Regions from separate parts of the Homo sapiens genome. Here region 2 is linked to region 1. Evidence: chromatin loops called from intact Hi-C (ENCODE). Cell type or tissue: heart right ventricle. All regions are shown on one strand.

Region 1 (2,500 bases):
GGAGACCCCCGTGAACTGCTCAGAACAGGCTCAGCCCCAGGGGGCCTCTGCCCCCACCTCCCCACGCTCTATGGTTCTCTCTCCATGAGGTCCAGGGCCTCCCAAGACCTTCAGGTACTAAACAGCCTTTGGTCACTTTGGTCACAGCAGCTTCATTTACTGGGTGATTCTCAGTGTGATAACTGGAACTCGGCCTGACTCACCCAGGATTAAACCTCTCCCGGCTGCCTTGTGCTCAGACCTGCCATGGCAGGAAAACTTGGGGTTTGCAGATTCTTAAATGTTTTGTGTTATAAGCCGGGAGCGGTGCCTCACACCTGTAATCCCAGCACTTTGGGAGGCTGAGGCGGGCGGATCACCTGAGGTCGGGGATTCGAGACCAGCCTGACCAACATGGAGAAACCCCGTCTCTACTAAAAATACAAAATTAGCCAGGCATGGTGGCGCATGCCTGTCATCCCAGCTACTAGGGAGGCTGAGGCAGGAGAATCGATTGAACCTGGGAGGCGGAGGTTGCGGTGAGCCAAGATTGCGCCATTGCACTCCAGCCTGGGCAACAAGAGTGAAACTCCGTCTCAAAAAAAAAAAAAGTTTTGTGTTATATGGATTCCAGTTCTCAGCTGAAAAATCTCCACCTTTTCATCTACTTTCTCCCTTGCTTCCTCCATCTAAACAAAAACGCACAGAGTTCGAACTCTAAACAAAAACTCACAGAGAGTTCAGGGGTTCTCTGCTGCGACTTCCACTCTCTGGCTTTGTGTGCATCCGTTTCCACGGGCTATTTTTCCTCTTGATTTTTGGCCCTGTGGTCTCTGAATGCTGGATGTCATGCGCTGAAGCCTGGAGACTCCAGATCCGGGGTCAGCAAACTGCAGCGGGGGGCAGCCGCCTGCTTTTGTGAACGCAGCGTATTGAAACACACCCATGCCCATTTGTTCACAGATGCTCTGTGGCTGCGTGTGCCCTACAGCAGCACGGTTCAGTAGGCAGAGGCCACTTCTACTACCCGGCTAAGGAAAAGATGGGCAGAGCCTGCTCTGGATGACGCTGTGTTCCAGCCGGCGGAGAGGGTCCCCCATTTCCTCGGTAAGGAGGGTGACCTCCTCGCTCCAATCAGGGACTGAGCTGAGCTGAGGACAAGCTGCCCTTTCGGTGAGCCTATCTCTGTGTTGCTTGTTTCTAGGAACTAATCCTCCAGGAAATTAACAGACAGTTTGCTGTGGACAACTAGAGCCCTCCCCTTCCTTAGCCCTGAGCGAGGTAAACAATTCTGCTCTGCCTTCCGGAAGTTTCAAATTAGCTCTTCAACCAGCGTTTTCACGCAGCTTCCAGTCCTGCCACAGTCTTGAAGAAGAGATCAGCTTTCGCGTCTTCATTCTTGCCAAGATTAGCTGCCCTTCGAATCTCCCGTGTGTCATTAATCCCAGCACGAACAAGCACTTGGGAACTGCGGGCTGCAGATGGTCTGCTTATCCTACGGAACCCTCCTCTTTTGAGGCTTAACCCCTTTAGTCTTTGTTGCTTCTGTAGCTTTCTGATGCCATTAAAGAGATGATTTTTATATTTTTGCCTGGCCTTTCTAGTTCTTAGTGGGAGCCTTGATCTGCTGCACTCCATCCTACTTGGAAGTAGAAGTCTGTTTCCCCATGTTTAAAATGTTAATTTCAGGCCACGCACAGTGGCTCATGCCTATAATCCTAGCACTTTAGGAGGCCAAAGTGGGAGGGTCACTTGAGCCCAGGAGTTCCAGATCAGCCTAGGAAACACGGGGAGACCTCACCTTAAAGAAAAAAAAAAAAAAAAGGCATGCACTGAGCATGGTGGTGCATGCCTGTAGTCTCACTTACTCAGGAGGCCGGGGCAGGAGGATCACTTGAGCCCAGGAGTTTGAGGTTACCATGAGCTATGGTTGCATGACTGCACTCCGGCCTGGGCAACAGAGCAAGACCCTATCTCTAAAAAAATAAAAATAAAATAGGCTGGGTGCAGTGGTTCACATCCATAATCCTAGCACTTTGGCAGGCCAAGGCAGGAAGATCGCTTGAGCCCAGGAGTTCAAGACCAGCCTGGGCAGCATAGTGAGACCCTGTTTCTAAAAAAAGATATTAGCTGGCCATTGTGGCACATACCTGTACTTAGGAGGCTGAGGCCAAAGGATCACGTGTACCCAGGAGTTTGAGGCTGCAGTGAGCTGTGATCATGCCGCTGCACTCAGCCTGGGCAACAGAGGAAGACTCTGTCTCTAAAAATGTAAGTCAATAAAAATAAATAAAATGTTAATTTCAGTTTCCAATTGTTCCTTGCTAGCAAATAGAAATACACATTTCATTTTGTACACTGACCTAGTATTCTGTGATGTTCTAATTTGTTCTAGTAGACTCCTTTGAGATTTTCTATGTAGTCATGCTGTCCACAAATAGAGACAGTTGTGTATTTATTCCTTCCCAATATGTGTTCATTTTATTATTTTCTTGCTTATTACACTGAACGGGGCCTCCAG
Region 2 (2,500 bases), 180 kb before region 1:
TTTGTATTTTTAGTAGAGACGGGGTTTCACCGTGTTAGCCAGGATGTTCTCGATCTCCTGACCTCGTGATCCGCCCGCCTCCGCCTCCCAAAGTGCTGGGATTACAGGCGTGAGCCACCACCCCCGGCCTGTTTTAAAATATTGAGACCGAGCAGACCCCATGTGGTGTGGTTCTATTTACATAAAACACCAAGCAAAGGCAAGTTTATCACAGGAGGTCGAAGGCTGGTGTAGGGGTGGCAGAGAGGGCTCCTCCAGGGGCAGTGGAACATTCCAGAACTGCACTGTGCTGATGGTCACACAACTCTAGATTTGCTAAAAATCATTGACTTGTACACTGAAAATGGGTAGATTTTATAGTATGGAAATTGTACCTCAGTAAAACTGTTAATTAAAACAACATTAAAGGCAAAGAAGATACAGAACTGAAAAAAGCCAACAACACCCAAAGCTCCAGGGGCTGTGGGCGGAGCCTCCTGTGATGATGACTGTTGGGGGCTGTGCCCCTGCCGCTTGCCCCTGGGGAGCTGGAGGGGCTGTGGGCGGAGCCTCCTGTGACCATGACAGTCGTTTCTTGTCAGGACAGTCGCGGGGGTACCTCCCTGCCTGGACTTTCGGAGCCTGCTCCTGGCGGAGCCGTCACCTACCCTACCGCCCAGTTAGGGCTAGGGAGACCAGGCCTGTAGACGCGGTGGGTGGCACGAGGGAAGGGGGACCAGAAGCCCGCAACCCCTTGAAGCCCCCCAGTTCTGCCCGGGGCAGACTGCTCCCGAGCTAGGGCTCACACGTTCTGGGTTCTCTGTTAGTGCCTTTGCTGAGAGAATCCACACATGGTCCCGAGAGCCAAGGTGAAGCATTTTTTTTTTTGCTTAATCAGTTTTACTTAGTATAATTTGTATACAATAGAAGGTGCCCATTGTAAGTGTGCAGTTCCATGAGATTCCACCAGGGTGTATAGTGCTGTCTGTGGACACAGCAGACCAAGATAAGGAAACGGCCCAGCACCACCAGGCTTCCCTCGAGCTCCTTCCCCGCCCAGATGCCAGCAGCCACCAGTCTGTTCCCTCATAGCCCTGCCTGTTCCGACCACCCTCTCTGTGGAGCCACGGCCTGTGGTCTGCACTGGCCTGAGTCCCGGGCCTGTTGCCTGTGGGTAGGGTCCCGCCATCCAGTATTCACGCTGTAGCCAGGTCATGGGCATTTGAACTCTTCCCACTTCCTGGCAATTGTAAATAAGGCCACACAGGCCTGCGTGGGTAGGCGTTTCCTCTCCCCTGGGCACCTTCCCAGGAAGAAGGTTTTGGGTTTTAGTGGAGCTGGTCCAGGCGGCTGGTCCTGCCATGTGAAAATGGTCCAGGTGGGCTGGTCCTGCCTTGTGAAAAGGGCTACTTGAGTGCAGCCGCCGGCTTCTCTCTTCCCCGGCTCGACCTTCCACCAGCAGCCAGCTGGGTCCTGCCGGGGCGCTGGTCCTGTCTTGGCCCTGAGTCCTGCTCTCCGGGCAGGTTTATCCACCAGGTGAACCAGGCCACTGTCACCATCCAGCGCTGGTACCGGCACCAGGTGCAGCGGCGCGGAGCAGGAGCTGCCCGCCTGGAGCACTTGCTTCAGGCCAAGCGGGAGGTCAGTGTGGGCGTCTCAGTCACTCCATGCTCCCCCGGGGGGTCTGGCCCAGAATCCCAGGGGTTTGAGTTTCTGGGACAGGTGGAATCAAAGCCTAGGATTGCTCGTGGGCCCCGTCTCTGGGTGCAGCATCCTTCTTGACCCTGGGTCCCCGCGGACAGTCAGGGTGGTCCTCACTGGCGGTCCTCAGGGCCTGGGTGTCAGGAAACGCCTGCTGGGTCCATCCCAGGCTGGAGAGTCTCAGGAGGACGTTCTGTGGGGGCAGAGCTGTCTCCCCCACGCCAGAACTGTTGGCCACCTGCGACGTAGGGCTCATCCTCTGTAGAGCAGAGAAATGGCAGGTTCAAGGTCCTGGTGGGGTTTCACTTTCCCTGCTGGCCCTGAGATTCCACGAACTCTAGGGGACTCCAGGGCGTTGTGGGGAAACCTCTGGTCTGGGTCTGGATTCCGTCTTCCAGATGTAAACGCCACATGGCACCGGCTTCTTTGGCAGGAGCAGCGGCAGCGGTCAGGCGAGGGGACCCTCTTGGACCTGCACCAGCAGAAAGAGGCAGCCAGGAGGAAGGCCCGGGAGGAGAAGGCACGCCAAGCCAGGCGAGCAGCCATTCAGGTGCTGACCGCGCAGGGACCACTGAGCAGCACCGTGGCCCAGGCCTGACCGTGCGGGGCTGCTGCTGGGGCTCCCTGGGCCCCGGGACACTTAGCCTCAGGGCAGCTTGGCTGTGGAGCCTGGGGTCGTCCTCTCCCAGGGACAGTGCTCAGCGATGCTCCCACTGCAGGAGCTGCAACAGAAACGAGCCCTGAGAGCCCAGAAGGCGAGCACTGCCGAGCGTGGGCCACCTGAGAATCCCAGGGAGACCAGAGTGCCAGGAATGCGGCA

What was found. Peaks named below come from ENCODE experiments on the same cell type or tissue, not always from the same donor. Only the 100,000 strongest peaks of a DNase experiment are listed, where the experiment ranks them.
Region 2: a loop joins it to region 1, with 3.0 times the contacts of the local background. A loop is called at or near these places in 3 of 110 quality-filtered maps.

Annotation. Positions count from the first base shown.
Region 1 is chr17:81,017,032-81,019,531 of GRCh38, reverse strand. It overlaps LOC124904078 (a long non-coding RNA gene), which reads left to right. Exons shown (of 2, transcript XR_007065934.1): 1 at 1-1,086; 2 at 1,184-1,563. Among named protein-coding and RNA genes, the nearest start is that of BAIAP2-DT, 16 kb to the left of the region's middle. In heart right ventricle, no CTCF peak of the experiment used is centred here; a DNase peak (open chromatin) is centred at 1,188; H3K4me3 peaks cover 1,221 bases; H3K27ac peaks cover 1,209 bases.
Region 2 is chr17:81,199,449-81,201,948 of GRCh38, reverse strand. CEP131 (centrosomal protein 131) reads left to right here. Exons shown (of 26, transcript NM_014984.4): 8 at 1,503-1,620; 9 at 2,114-2,230; 10 at 2,400-2,500. Among named protein-coding and RNA genes, the nearest start is that of CEP131, 22 kb to the left of the region's middle. In heart right ventricle, a CTCF peak has its summit at 939; a DNase peak (open chromatin) is centred at 1,024.